Regions from separate parts of the Mus musculus genome. Here region 2 is linked to region 1. The links are chromatin loops, found by intact Hi-C in ENCODE. Cell type or tissue: heart. All regions are shown on one strand.

Evidence for each region. Hi-C counts contacts between places; a loop is a spot of excess contacts. Peaks named below come from ENCODE experiments on the same cell type or tissue, not always from the same donor. Only the 100,000 strongest peaks of a DNase experiment are listed, where the experiment ranks them.
Region 2: it touches region 1 in a loop (2.3-fold over the local background); 7 of 42 quality-filtered maps call a loop at or near these places.

The regions. Positions count from the first base shown.
Region 1 is chr14:79,103,269-79,111,268 of GRCm38, reverse strand. Vwa8 (von Willebrand factor A domain containing 8) reads right to left here. Exons shown (of 45, transcript NM_027906.1): 37 at 7,573-7,777. Gm30970 (a long non-coding RNA gene) reads left to right here. Exons shown (of 2, transcript XR_383637.4): 2 at 4,032-6,672. Among named protein-coding and RNA genes, the nearest start is that of Gm30970, 28 kb to the left of the region's middle. In heart, a CTCF peak has its summit at 4,186 (motif pointing right); no DNase peak of the experiment used is centred here; H3K4me3 peaks cover 617 bases.
Region 2 is chr14:79,031,249-79,039,248 of GRCm38, reverse strand. Vwa8 (von Willebrand factor A domain containing 8) reads right to left here. Exons shown (of 45, transcript NM_027906.1): 21 at 1,048-1,124. Among named protein-coding and RNA genes, the nearest start is that of Gm30970, 100 kb to the left of the region's middle. In heart, no CTCF peak of the experiment used is centred here; a DNase peak (open chromatin) is centred at 4,568; H3K27ac peaks cover 993 bases.

The DNA.
Region 1 (8,000 bases):
AGACAGGATTTCTATTTTTGATACTTGTTTAGAATTCTTACAGCTACAATTTTCAGTTTATAGGGCCATTTCTCTCAGTGGATATGCACAGTGTATATAGCTGATAATCTTACTGGATATGCACAGTGTATAGGACCATCTCTCTCAGTGGATATGCACAGTTTATATGGCTCTTTCACTAAATATAGGGCTCAGTCCCTAGGGCTGCCTCTCTCAGTGGATACACCCAAGATATAGCTGAAAACTCATAGCCTCCAAGGATCATCAGCTTCCCGATTCTTCTTAGGGCAGTGCTTGTTGGTTTCACTGTATGAGATGTGATTGTTCTGATGCTGTGATGGACTGGAATCCTTGGAGGGGTGGAAAACTTGACTAGTGACTGTTTCTGAACTGCAATGCATGTAAGACAGGCAGTCCCCATACAGGAGTGTCACTGGGAGGCAGTCTTCTTTCTAATTCTTTGCTCAACCGCAGATGTTGCTCCTGGGGTATGACTAGGCTGGGGATGGGCTTGAGAGCATCTGCCTGGGATGTGTGAGGCTCTGTTCAATCCAGCACTGGACAGGAAAAAAGGATTTTCTTTGTTTCTCTGTTTTGCTTTGCTTTATTTTTTGTTGTTGTTGTTTTTGTTTTTTGTTTCTAAAAGACACTGCTATCTGTAGTTGAGACAACCGTGGTTTCTATATTTCCCAGAGAGAGCAAGACACTTGTGTTGCAGTAAATCTCCAACCCAAATATGCCCTGGCAATGACAACACAACTCAGTTAATATGATTACATGCTGTGCGCCTAGATTGGGCAGATCTGCCACTACACTACCATCTTCCACATCTTATGAGATCCCTTAGAACTTGTGGTTTCTCCAGGCCATGAGCTTCTGCTCTGCTTTATTTTCTTCCTCCTCCTCTGCACTGCCTTTCTCTCAAACCTCCTTCTCTCTCCCCACCTTCTGCTCCACCTTCCCTTTTACCTGCCCAAGCATCAGCTCTCCTTTATTTCACAAATGAAGGTGGGAAGCAGGTTTACAGGAAATCACCTGAGTGCTGACTCATTCCTCGTTCACAAGCACTCACTAGAGAACGGAATTAACATCAAATATAATCAGCCCCAGGGCTATCCACAACACAGTGCAGTCTGCCTTCTTTTTAGAAACCATCAGTTTTCAAAGGATTGGGCATAAAGATAGTTCAGCTGATGGCACATAGGAACCAAACCCTACCTGCCTGTGAGAGATCACTGCATACACAATATCCCGGAATTTTGTAAATAGACCATTAACCTCTGGTAGCTGGAACAGTAGGGAGGAAAGGTTTACACCACAGAACTTGGCATACATCATTAGCACCCCCTGTCCGCAGTGGCCAGGACAGCCATCTTATCAGCAGATCCTAGGAACACCTGCCAGGAGAGCTTACATTCTCAGTAGGTACTCCTGAGAATCTTACAGAACCAAAAGTTACTCCTATGGATTTCTCTAGCAGGAATAAACAATAGAAAAGTGATTATAGGCATAGCCCAAGGGTCACCATGTAAGCAAACAGTAAAAGCCAGGTGTACTTATACATGAATAGAGATACAGCAGGAAATTGCAAAAGACTGTGAAAGGCATTGCTTTTCTGGGAAAAGGAGATTCCCACAGACAGCACGTGTGTAAGTGTTGGCTTGCAGACAATTCTGCTGGGCTCCTCCCAACAGTGATCTAGCAACAGCTTGTGTCACTGCCTGCCAGGTGTGAACCAGGTGCCCATAAACAGGACTGCCTGCTAGCCCAGCCCCTCTGCCTCTCTCTGCCTCTCTCTGCCTCTCTCTGCCTCTCTCTGCCTCTCTCTGCCTCTCTCTTTCTCTCTCTCTCTCTCTCTCTTTCTCTCTCTCTCTCTCTCTCTCTCTCTCCTCCCCTTGTTTCTCAATTTCTGTCCTTCTCTGTCCCTTCTCTGCCTCTACCCATTTCCAGGTCCCTGATCCCCACTCTTTCCCTGACAATAAACTTTCTTTTATACTAAGCCTTTTGAGTGGCAAGATTGTTCAGGGGATGCCTCAGCACTTCAGCACTGGCTGCCCAGAACTCCCAGCTCCTGCTATTGCCGATTTACATTTCACAACAACAATCACACAAGGCTTGAAGCATTCTGTAACAGTGACACACGGAAGCAGCCTGTCTCCAGAGTTATTGGCCAAAGCAAAGAACAAAGAATAAGTGGACCATGCTTTCTTTGAAAACTGAACAGAGCACTGTATATCACTAAAAGATCTTAAGATAGCTGCTTGGATATTGGGAAAAAGTTAAGTTTAAATAGAAGAGTAGCAATTATATCTGAAAATAGGCTTTCTTGTCCAACTGAACTCTTAAAACTGCAAAACTACTGAGCTAATGGCTAGAAATGGCCAACCATTGACAACAGAACTGTCACTTACACCTGCTGGCGGGAAAATCCGTTTTTTGTTTTTGTTTTTGGTTTTTTTTTTTTCTGAGACATTGGGTATATCATTCACTCCAGGTCCTCAGGCCTCATGATGAGGAGTAGTTGACCAACATATAATAGAATCCACTCTGTGTGTGTGTGTGTGTGTGTGTGTGTGTGTGTGTGTGTGTGTGTAGACATGTACTTTTTACTTGGTTTACAGTTTGGTGAGTCTTTTCTGTTTGGGTAGTGTTTTATTTTGTTTTCCTGGACTGGAGGATTTTGTTGCTGCACTGGCTTTTGTTTGTCTTGAGAAAAAACTCAAGGGGGGAAAAGATCTAGAAGGACTTGGGGAGGGGAAAACATGATCAAAATAAATTTAAATTGAAAAATTGTTTTAAGCAGTAAACATAAGATAAAAAAGAAGATAGACTTGCATTAGCTTTTCCTCACTAAAAACAAACAAACAAATCTGCCAACCATTAGGTAGCCATTGGCGTTTGGGTGAGAGTGTTCCACACAGGCACATGCACAAGTGGTGGAACTGTTTGGGAAGGATTGGGAGGTGTGATGTCGTTGGAGGAAGTGTGCCACTGGGGCTGGGCTTTGAGGTTTAAAGAGCTTCCAGCCACCCCCAGTGTCACAGCTCCTGCTGTGGCTTAGATGTGAGTGGTCAGCTGTTCCTGCTCTCGGGGACCCTAACCCTCCAGAACCATGAGCCCAGTTGAACACTTTCTTTCGTAAGTTGCCCTGGTCGGGGTATTTTATCACAGCAACAGAAACGCACCTATCTATATACAATAAACTACATGTATTCATAGTCCCAGAGTGTCTTTCTTCTGTGCTTTTTTCTGGGCATCTCTTGCTGTCTCAACACCGAGTGTGTGCCTCCCGTGTGTACTGAGCACAGTCCTGACTGCTGCGCATGTGTGTTCTAGTCCCGTGCAGTGATGACTCAGGACAGTCCATCCATTTTAAAGTTCACGGTTAAGTGAGCACTCTTCAGACTCCAGCAGTGCCATATGGGGTCTGCTTTCTGAACTTCCTGCTGCTATTAGAAAGTGACATCTGAAGCTACTATCGGTCAACCTTTTCTCATGAGAACAGTCATTGACAGCTTTGCAGATTTGATTTTTTGAGGAAAATGGAGTATATTTAATAGAATTGTTTAGAAGAATAAAAATGTAATACAATAAAAAAATGAAGCAACATTGAGAATATAACTAGGTGAGTTTTGGCTTATAATAGCCCATGGTTTTAAAAATATAGACTAAAAGTAATAACTCTCGAGTCTAGGGACTCCAGTTGTAGTGATACTTGAATTTATTGTTATAGTTGTTCTAACTATAGGAAAAATGCATATTCTTCGTCAGAGTGTCAAATTAATGAACATAAGTTATACAAAGAGTTCAGTAAGCTCTCCCTGTGTTATCATTTGAAAATATAGCGGGGAATTCACTAACGAAAACTCAAACAAGTCTGTCTTCTAAGCTAATGCTGCTTGACAGCAGGAGGCAGCAAAGACAGCAAGGACAGCGCAGCTAATTGTCTGTGTGTCTGAGGACAGTCAGTCTGCTATACTCAGAAGAATCACGGAAAGATGAAGCAGATGGCTTGAAAGATTGTTTTCCAGGCCATCACTGCTGACCTAAATAAAGGAGCTTCCACTACCCAACAGAAGCCACACAAGGGACTGTGGAAATCTCCCAAGCAGAAGGCTGACTTCCCAAGTGCTGGCGTACAAAGGTGAGCATTCATTTCAATAATGTGTAGTATACCTGATCGCCACTAGATGGCGATGCGGGCACTTCACCAGAGTCGGAGGAAAGCTGCTGGCACCCAGAAGTAGGGCAATAGGAACTAGGTATCTTTCCCCGCTACTTCTGTAAGACAGATTTCCCAGGCTCCAAAACCAGGAGCAGAACCCTTCTGAGTGAAGAGTCCACTGATGACGCAGCTTGCAGGTTGACGAGGAAGGGAACTGTAGAGGACAAGCCTTACTTCTTATTACTGGCAACGACTCTTAGACTTGGCTGTACAGTCTACTTGTGAATCACAACAGAGTGGGCCTAAATAGAGCAACTAGTATTCTGCCTCATTATTTACCAAGGAATTTGACCAAAAGCCACAAACAGTGGTAGACTACTTTGAGAATTCACTGTGGCCACTTAGCCTGAGGATGCACACTCTCAAGTTGTTTTTCTACCTGATGGTCCAAGTGCGCACACTTCCTGTCCATCCCACAGATCGAGGGACAATGGAGTAAAAGCAGCATGCTGGCATGGGAGTTTCCCCATCAAAACACCACTTAGTTCCAATTTGTATTGCTTTATTACTAAGTGTGTCTTATGTCTGCTTGCTGAACTTTGAGCTGAGGACATGAAGCTATACATTTCTGAGAAACACTTGATTAGAGGAAGTTCATATAATAATATTTTGGTTGTCCTTGAGATAATTTTGCTCGTTTGCTTTGAGTCCCCATATCCAATGACAATGGCACTTTCTGTTCTAGTAACCATAGAGATGTGTAATGCCCTCAACAGCTTGTCTGAAAACCAGTCTTTGCTGAGGATGCCCCCCTGGGAGAATATCTGGCTCGTGGGCTCCATCTGCTTGTCCATGTCACTTCACTTCTTGATCCTCTACGTGGTACCTTTGCCACTCATTTTCCAGATCACACCGCTGAATCTGACCCAGTGGCTGATGGTGCTGAAAATCTCCTTGCCTGTGATCCTCATGGATGAGACGCTCAAGTTTGTGGCCCCAAACTACCTGGAACAACCCGGTAAAGAGTGTGTGCAGCCTGCCACCAAATCTTCCTGCTCCCTGTCTCAGTTCCCTTCCTTGTCAAGGCTAAGGGTGGGGAAGTCTGTGCTTTGTCCTGGGTCTCAGGACACAAGGCTGTGTGTGCAGTGCAGGAGTCTGCAGGCAGTGTGGGGAGCGTGGCCGTTGCCAGTGGCCTGAGCAGTTTTAGCCTCCACCTGCATCCTATCAATAGATTCCCTTCACCCGCTTGTTGTCAGGGTCAAAGGGAGACTTCAGGTGAACCTGGGCAGCATAGGTGACCCCCATTCTCTCCAAGGCATACTCTCCATTCTTCACAAAGTCCAGAGAGACAGGGCCACCACTGGGGTCTCGGATGTAGCCATAGGCGATGGTCTTAAGTTAGATAGCTTAACTATCTAGCTTCAGTTACCAGTGTCATTCAGCTTAGACAAGACAGAGCAGAAAAGAAGACATCAATTGTGTGTACCCATTAGTAAAGTAGGGAGCCGGGACAGCAAAGGTTCTTAATATGTCCAGAAAAGCCCTGGGACTGAAAGAGCTGCAGATTAAAGCACAGAGAGATGGGCTATGTTTTAAACAGCCAAGAACCATTATTAAAATTGTAAGTAAAGATTCTTTCAGAAAAAGAAATAAGAGGCTTAATTTAGGTCACCGATATTTTCTTTTCCTTCCCTCTCCTCTCTCTCCTTTTCCCCTCCCTCCGTCCTTCTCTCCCTCCCTCCCTTCCTCTCCTTTGTTTTTGTTTTTTTCTCTGTGTAACCCTGGCTGTCTTGGAACTTGCCCTGTAGACCAAGCTGGCCTTGAATGCAGAGTTCTGCCTACCTTTGCCTCCCAGGTGCTGGATTAAAGATGTGCACTGCCACGCCCAGCCCCGTTTTCTTTCCCTTTTATACTTTAGAGACGAGACAGGGTCCTGCTATGGAGCCTGGATTATCCAGAACTCACTATGTAGTTCAGGCAGGTCTTGACTTTATGATTGTCTTCCTTCACATAACAAGTGCTGGGGTTACAGGCATGCATCCTTCAAATAACAAGTGTGCTCCACCACACCCATTCACATCCCGACCACAGGTAAAGCATGACCTTTGAGCTCCACATTATATGAGAAATTTAAAGAACATATTTGAAGTTCAAACACAATAGTATTTACTGCTAGGCATCAGTGAAAACAGAAGTGAAGGAAAACTGGTTCAAATAGAGGGAATGCTACCGTTTGGAATAGTTCTGAAGAGAACCACAAGTAACAGGTTCCATAAAAATCCCTGAGCACGGTGGATGCACAGGGGCCATCTTGCTGCTGCAATAGAGCTACTGACTTACCAACATTGTTTTAGGCAATGCTTTTGTCTTAACTTAATTAAACTAATATGTTTATGTGTCTTCAAAAGAATTGGAAGTCAGTAGCCTATTTTGGTTTGAGATTTTAAAAACATTCCTGTAAGCTAAAAAAAAAAAAAAAAGAAAAAACAAAATTCTAAGACAACACTGTATCATCCATCCACTCACAAAGACACTTACACCTCTTTTAAGGAAAATCATATGAAATAGTAATTATTAGTCTATTACTGAAGGAATGATACAGGGTAATGCCTTCCCTTGCTAATGGAGGTTTGCAGAGTGACAAGGCAGCAACCCACTCACCCTTCTTTCTGTTCACTAATTAATTAGTTATCCAACTAACTAGTTTTGGAGACTACCTTTCTGTTTGCTACATAACAGTGATATTTAACAAGAAAAGATTTCTTTGTGAAGATTAAAACCAATTGCAGACATATCCCACTAACTTCCGCTTCAGACTAAGTAAGCCTGCAGCCCTCCTGGTTCCGCCAGCTCGTTCTCATCAGCATCAAGATTAACGAGCTTCATTGCAGCTTCCTCACCTTCCAAGGGCTGTGCTGCTCTCTCAGTCAGAGCTGCACCTACTCATGGCACCTGCCAAGCATGCACCACCTGCAGACACGTGCTGGTACAAACTCTACCAGAGGCCTGCGTTGCTGTCCTACCTTATCCAGTCTCCAGCCCCAGACCTTAAAGGAGCCTGCTGTACACGGCAGCCCCAGGTTTCCTTCCTAGGCAGCAGGAATGGCTGTCGACAACCATGCTGATATCAGGAAGAGAGGATGCAGGAATCCGGAGATGCTTACGTCTAAAAACTACACGTTGCTTATATCTGTACGTTTTAACGTTAGTAACACTTAACATTGGCAGAAGACTAAGACACGGGCTTACTTTGTCACTCTCAAGACGGATAGATTGTTTTTCCTATTAAGAGTCTAAAAATAAATTTTAGCCATTCAAGCAGCTGTTGGAGTGGCTAAGCCAGAAGTTCCCTTAATGGCAGCATTTGAAAGCAAATTCATTTGTGAGAGGAAAGTTTTGAGAGATACCTGCACATGTTTGTCACTGTCTTGTCCAATCATGTTTCTCCATTCCATGAGCGACTGCTGCAGACGTTCAAGTCCAGTTTCCCAGAGCCTGACACGCCCTCCCATATCAACAGTCACGACGCTGCTCTTGTCCCACTCAGCCAGCAGAGCATCTGTGTCTGAAATAGCAGATATCCATGCGGTGTATGGCGAGAGAGACTCTGCGCTGAAAAAGGAGCCCAAAGGAAGAACAAGTCGCTCATACAGAATGCAGTGTATACAGATGCAAACAGCTTATGGGGACCATGGGGAAGTGACACTACTTCAGAAATGCTGACAGTCGTTAGGTCAGGTTTTGACAAAATGACACAAATGTAGATGTGTTTGCAAAGACAAACCTTAATTGAGAAAAACACTTGCACCAGATTGCCTATAGGCAACTCTGTAGG
Region 2 (8,000 bases), 72 kb after region 1:
TCAAGGGTATGAACTCTGAGATGGAATGTTTGTTCTGGTTTGCTTTGTTTTTACTATTTTTTTTAAAAAATCATATTTCAACTTTCCTTTAGAACTTTTCTCTTTGACCTGCTAACTGTTCTTATTCTAAAAATTTCTCTCAGGAACTCATAATTATTTAGCAAAGAACTCAAACCAGATACTCATACTTTTAACACAGTCCAGTGTTCTTTCCATGACACTAGGTTTAAGCTGCCCAATACCTGTGTGTGTGTGTGTGTATGTATCTTGCTTGTGTCCTGATTTGCCCCAGTATTTAGTTTCTAGTAGATCTGCTGCTTCCATTTGACTTCTAAAATGAGAACCAGTCCACTGCTACAGCTTAAACAACTCACGCTGAGAAATCTCATTTGTTTAAGAGTTATCCCTGAACCACACTACTCCAACCATGCAAAACAAAATCATCCACACAGTATCTTAAGAAAGGCAAGTGATACTATGTCCTTTCCATAGTCTGTGCTCCTCATCCCACCCTGGGGCCCACAAAGCTTGTTGCTTCTCCCTGTTGGTCAGCTTAGCTTCTGAGTAGGAGCAGGGGCTTGGACACCACATGTCTTCCAACTTGAGTGCCTTGATGCTGATGAGACCTGCTGCATCTCTTTGTGCACAAGGCATCTATCAACTTGTGCTTACAGGGTATTCATAATTCAATACTTTTAAAAAGAGATTTACTTATGTCTACATGTGTGCCTGAGTATGGGGACCACACATGTGCAGAGGCCAGAAGAAGGCGCTAAATCCTCTGGAACTGGAGCTACAGGGGACTCTGAGCCACCACGTGGGTGCTGGGAAGCAAACCTGCATTCTCTGTAAGAGCAGCCAGTGCTCTTCTCCCTGAGCCATCCTTTGGCCCTCATGACATTTTAAGGAAAGGGGAGCTATGAGATTGAGGAATGGGAAGGAAGCTGGCTTATAAAGCAGGCTTTTAGGAGAGTCTATGTAATTCACAGGAGGAGAGAGATGACTAACTTAGTCAGAGCTTACAGGCCTCGTGGACGATTCTCCTACCTGTGCAGCTGTATATATTCTCGGGGTCTGTTGAGCAGGTGAAGGAATCGGTCCACAATCTTGTTCTTTCCTACCCCCTGCAAGGAAACAAACAGATTTAAGCAGTAAGAAGCTTTGGAGGTAAATTTCTGGCAAGCTACTTCTTCAAAGGTCTACTACTTTTGTTGTTACTAAACCCAAACCAGCAAACATGCATGGCACATCACCTGTGACCCAGAGGCCACTGAAGGCTTGCTCTGACTCTGAAGCGTGGCATCCCTACGCTGTTCTTATGAGAGGAAGTCCATATGCTGGCGTCTGCCTCTTGACCTCTGTTTTCACAATTAAGTCTCATATTACCACAGAACATCGAAGACTGCAGGTTATAAAATGCCATCAAAGGCAATCATTCATATATATCTATATATCTATATCTATACATCCACACACACACACACACACACACACATATGCTCTTCTTCAGTTCTTCAGAAATACATTTTTCAGTAATAGAAAGAGAAATAGAACACTGTAGTTCTTCTTGATTTAGTCCTGTACTTTTTCCTTTAAAACTCCGGGACTCTAACATTGGGCACATTAGCATAATCTGGCCATATGTGCTCTTCTTAGATGTGCCCTCTTTCCCTCTGACTCATGCTGGAGCTACTGACCTTCTGTAGAAGGTAGACCATGTGCCCACGTTACTTCGCTACAACTAAACCTAACCACTAGGCTGTGTGTGACGAGCAACAGTTCAAGAGTTGAGTTCAGCATCGTGGGAAATATCACTAACAGCATTAATTTCTTATACTTTCTCAGGGTCTCTGTCCTTATGTGCCATTTAATCACCACACAGATGTGGCGCCATCAGCTAGGAAATAAGACTGTCTTAATCTCACAGACCCAGGATGTAAGGCTCAGAAATGCTAAGCAGTACACCAGTCACAGTCACTGACAGGATTTAGTGCTGGGGGTTGGCCCTGATGCCCATCACTCTAGTTCCTGTGCAGTGGGTTATATTTTTCAGTATGAAATTCATTTAGACAATCTGGGCCTCAAGCTACGTCCTTGCTCACTCCTAGAAGCCATCCCCAAAGCGTCCCATTTGGTTATGAAAGCTGAAGAAGCAGCCTGACAGATTCACTAATGTGGAATACTGGGTCATTTCCTCTCTTAGGAATCGGCTTAGTGTCTCTGTGGATTTCACCCACAAAAACGTAAGCCCAGCACAGAAGCACAGGCCAGGAGAACTACCCTTGCACATCTGCATGTCCATCACAGCAGCATGGGAGCTTTAAATGGCATGCTGGAAGAAACTTAGTTTAAAACAGATAAAATCAGATGATGAAGATGTCTATGGTAAAACTTCCAGTTCTTTTAATTTCAGTAAGCACAGAGAAATGCAAACATCACAGACTCAAGGTAACACCAGACACAGCAAAAATCTAAAAGCTGTTGAGTCCTGAAAAGCATCAGGACCTCCGCCTCCTCATTAGCCATCACGGCAGAGCCTGGGGGCCCGGCAGAGGCCCAGGCTAAGATGCCCCATGCTCAGAGTCCACACTTGGTTGCTCGGCTGCACTGGAGACCCCTGTTCCTGCCAACTGTAGGGATGCGCAGGCCAGGCCGCACTCAGACTCCTGTGCACACCTACAGTCTTTCCTTTCATGCTCAGCAGGACAACACTGCTCTGCATTCCACCACTCAAGGCAAGGACATTAGTATAAATGCGTCTTTTCCCTCCCTCCCCTCCCTTCTTCCTTTCTCAGTTATCAGCTCCATGAGTACACAGGCTGAGAGCTGTCCTGAATGAGCTTGAGATGATAGCATATATGATAACATATATGATAGCATATATAACACTGGGCCATGCTTCATACAAACAGGGTGTAATATACATTATATTGTAGATCATCATGTGCTGTTTAAGCCCATTTAAAGTAAACAGCTGTGGTGGTAAATGTGTTTAGTCCCAGAACGAGAGGGGCAGAGGCAGGCAGATCTCTGTGAGGTAGAAGCCAACTTTGTCTACACAACTAGTTCTAGAACAGCCAGCCAGTGCTAGAAAGAGAGCCCTTATGTCAAGATTCAAAAATCAAAACAAATTTTAAAAGTAGGTGGAGCAAGAAGGCCCTCTTTTGCCCCCTTCAAATCCGCTGTCTTGGGACAGCTGGCCTCCTTACTCTAACAAAAGAAAACTAAAATGAGCTCAAAGGAAAGCAGCTCACCCTTGAGAACAGCCGGAAGCGGGACACTGCTGTTGTTTACCCCATAGAACAAAACGCCTGTGTGGAAGAGGGAAGGCAGAGCTCACTCATGGAGAGATTGCTCCGCTCTGCTGCTCTGCCCGGCCTTCAGTCCAGAAGGGCAGTTTCTGCGAGATGACTCTTAAGTGCCCAGGTGTGGTTGTTACAGTTTCTATATGCCCATTCATACTCATTCCAAGAAACGCAGCAAAGGAAACACTTTATGGAGGCCCCCAGCTGGATGTTTCAATGAGGCTTCAGTTTTTAGAGGATGTTTGTAAGCCCTCAGATTTGATGTTGTTTTTTGTTGTTTGTTTGTTTGCTCTCTTAGTTGGTCTACTCCGGTTGTCTGTGCTGGAGGCTGAGAGCATCGGTTAGCAGTGCGTTGGTATTGAGCGGCTGCTTCTTTCTGCTACTTGCTCTTTATTCTCCTTTGCTTGCTAGATACTTGCAAACCCACTGAAAGTGAAGGCCTGGCTTTCCTGGGTCATTTCCTAAGCAACCAGAACACAAGGGATCACTGCTGAGGTGCCCTGTGAATGTGGCTAAATGAGGCATCCAAGATGCTTTGAGTTTTAACCTGACACCGGGGAAGGTCCAGCACATGCAAGATTTGATTGAAAGTAATCATGAAATTAGAAGGCATGGGGAAGGGGGAGCAGGGGGTGTCCTAGGAGAGAGAGTGCCATAACGGGAGACTTGTGGCTCTGTGGTCCAGAGAGGATCGCAAGAAGTCAAAGACCACACAGAGGTGGAGAAGGGGTTTTAAGGAACAGGCTGTCTAGGGAGGTGGCTCAAAGTGTGGCAGAGGCCAGGCAGCCAAGAATCTGCACTGTTTCTAAGAGCAGCCACTGAGGCAGGGGAGTGGCAGAGTCAGATGTTCAGTTCTGGAAAACTAGTCTGATGGAATGGCAGAGAGAAAGAAGTGAGAGCAAAGGGAAGCAGTGGAGAAACTCTTTAAAGGATTCCATAATGAAGACGGCCTAAGCCCAGGAGCACAGAGAAGTCAACAGACAAAAGAGACAGTCAGGAAACTACTAACATCACTATGGAGGGTATGATGGAGGGTAAGGAGATGAAAAAAGACGTCAGCCTCCATCCTGGGCTGAGAGTGGTAAGAAGAGGCCATTAACTGAGAAAGAAATGGGGGAGGAGACGAGGGGTTGCTGGGTAGGCGAGGGAAGTTTACAAAGGCGGTTTAATTTTGGACATGTTTATTTTGAAGTGCCTGTTTCCCACAGCTGGTTCTTCCTCTTCAATTCACTGTCTTGACTCTAGAGCTGCACACCCTCCTGGGCTGCTAGAAAGGGCCCCGCTTGTCTCCCCACCTCCGCCCTCACCACAGCACAGCACACCCCGTACTTTGTTCGTCTCCTTTCCTAAGCCAGAGATCTCACTGGGTCACTTCCTACTTCACTTTAAGAGGCTCTCACAGTTCCTTCGAGGAAATGCTGACAGAATAATCTAGGAAGGAATTTCTGTAAATATCCTGAGCAAAATGAAACAATTACAGCTGTGTGTTCCTTCTCGTCATAGTTTTGTCTAGAACAGAAGATCCTCAGGAGTGCTTTAATTGAATAAGTACATAAATAATGCCTAATTTTTCTGTCATAAAAATTTCATGCACTCCCTTTTCCCACTGGGAAATGTAGACAATAAGATATTATTCAATATGTAACTGCTAAAACATTACCTGCTAATATTTTCCCTTAATCCCTGTGCAGGTTTATCTTTACTTACTAGCCACTATTCTAGAAATGCAACTTGTCTCTCTTAATAAAAGTAACATACAATAAATTCTTACATAGGTATTGAGATTATATTTGGTGAGTAACACTTTTTGAAAAGGTGAAGGTATTAGAGATCTCATGAAATCAGCTCTTTTCTCTCCATCATCGTCCTGCTGAGCCCTTCAGGACAGCGCACTAGAAGGAGGTGGCCTCAGAAGGGCCGGACTCAAAGGGCTGGAGTAACAGAGGATATGAAGCTCACAGGCAGAACTCAAACCAAAGGCCGGAATGCCACAATCTTCCAGCTTGGGGAGCTCGGGAGCTCGGGGCCACAGCTTTAAGAACTTTGATATATTCTGGGATCACATAAACTTATAGGACTTATTATTTTAGTTAAACTGTGTACTTGGGCAACTAAACCCCTTGTAGAAGACGAAAGGGATCTAGGGCTGCTTTCCTGAACACTCTATTTGTATTCTATCACAGAGGGAAAAGAGAAAAAGAACAGGAGAAAAGGGCTACGAAGAGTAGAAGTGAGGCCGAGGGAAATTCATCCAGAAATGGCTTTGGGCCCTGAGACTGAAATGTGAGACTTCACATCCGTGACAGGGACTTGAAGAGGCCCCTCAGCAAAGCAGCCTGGGGTTGACGTTTGCTCGCTTCACTGCTGTGGGTTCTGTCAGCCTCCTGTCTCCAAAACGGCTGACTACAGGGCTCATCCTATCTCATCTGCTATTTTCTAGCCCCCTCCCCCCAGCTTTCTGGTCAGATGTCCTCATCTCTCTGCAGCTTAGCCTGACTATGCTGTTTTCTCTCCTCCAACCCTCAGCTCAGAATCACTCCTCTATCCTTCTAGATCATGGCCATGCCCTAGAGGACACCAGTAAAGTCAGGCGCCTTGGCAAGAGGGCATCCCTCTCAGATGTCTCTCCCATGACTTGTGTGTAACCTTCAGGTAGGAAGCACCAGAACTGAAGGGAAGGGGAGTAAAGGGGGGGAAGTTGGAGCCCTGCACTTTGCTCTTCCTAATGGGACAGTCACCTCTTATAGGTGACTTCCAGTCCTGCACTTTGTTCTTCCTAGGGGGCCAGACATCTCTTGTCAGTGCCTTTTGTTCTTTATGATGAAAGTGTCTGTGATGCTCTGTACAGAAAGTGGAGATTAACATTTACAGAGCTGCTGCTCATACACAAACACCCCTTCAGCGCACAATGGCTCGCATGCTCACACCAGCCATGCACATGGAGACAGTCACATGCCTGTTTTGGAGGGGGTCACACTTAAATTAAGTTCTAGGCCATGGAGAATGGAAGATATCCCCATGTGCTGTAGCATCTTGAGCTGTACCTCATATTTTTATCACACAAAACAGACATCAAGAGGCAGCTCCCTTGACTGCTTTCAGGAGGCTTTGTGTAACAATGCCACGGAGTCAAACAAATGTCTGTCAACCCAAGGTTCTAAAATTGGTCAGACCAAGTATCTGGGAATGTCCTGCATGGAAGTGAGGGTGGCCAGTGAGGGACAGTCATCCGCAGCTGTGCTTATGTGCGCCCCAGTGCTTGCCATCGACAGGCGCAACTTTTGCTCTCCGCGGTGGCTGGCTTTGTCCTTCTTTCCAGACTCCCTTCATTCTCCAATAATTTGTACAATGCTGATTCAGTCTGCATGATATTTAGAAATTATCTTTCAAGAGCATCCCTAGCCCTTTTGTAGAGAAGTAACTGAATGTCCCTAAATATTACACACAGTAAACAATAGCAAAGTAAAATAATTGCAAGAACTGGAAAAAAATTCTAACTGGCTTTTTTAAAATTGAAGCTTTTTCACTGAATGGTGAACCTTCAAATCTTTTGCTTAACCTGCCTTATAGTTTATTACACTGCCTTATAGTTTATTACACTGCCTTATAGTTTATTACACTGGAGTTTGGACACCAGGATTATAATCTGTGGACCTGCTCTTACCTGGAGGTTGCCTAACCAGCCTCTGGGCTCGGGTTTGCCCATCGAAATACAAAGGTACAGGCTAACTGCTCTCTAAATACTACCATATCCTTTAGTCTTATGCCCAAGAAGGAGATTGCTGCCATACAATCAGTGACATATCTTTATTTTTTCAAGTTCTCTCAATAAAGGTATGTTATATAATCAGAAAAACAACTTTACTAACCATGAACAGGAAATGATCCTAAATATTCACCAAGTTGGATCTTGTAAAAAAGAAGACAGAGTTCAAAGGCATGGCTCCCACACAAAGCTTCCTTTTCTTACAGTAATAAAATCTGTATATCTGCAACCTACTTATGAAATACACGGTTACTACACACAGCAAAGAAAGTTTGGAAGTGTGGTCAGCCTCAGCACTACCAAACCAGCATGGAGGGGAAAGGAAGATCAACGCATCCTCCAGGAGAAAATACGAATGCAACATAAACATGGGAAAATGGTTTACTAAGAAACACAAGGCAGAAAAACTAAAATGGTGGAGAGAATGTGATAGAATAGCAAAACGTTTCCAGACTACATACAAATCGGGCAACTGAACTACTGAAGAAGCTTGGGAGGTACAAACACCAGCCTGAAGGTGAGCGTTGCTGTACCTGATGGAGCCAAGCACCCTAGCTGTGGATTGTGGCTGCTGGAATTACTGGAGTGTAGCACACTTAGTTACCCAGTTCCCTGCTGTCACTACCAGCAGGGGAATGCAGACGAGAACATTTCTGCACACACTGTTCAGTCCCTCTGCAGACATTAGACAATTACGCTGGCACAGGGACATGGCACACGCCTGATGAACACAGAAGAACCTGCTCGGGCCCACTCCCAACTAGTTAGCGCAAGTCACACATGCTTTAATTTTGGCCACAAAATATGTGCAGTGTCTTAATATTAAATAACTCAATTGTGAAACCTTTGTCCACAGAAAAAAACTGATCACAGTAAGCCTGTAATTAATAAAGGGAAGAAGATAGGAAATAATAACAACAATGGTTGCA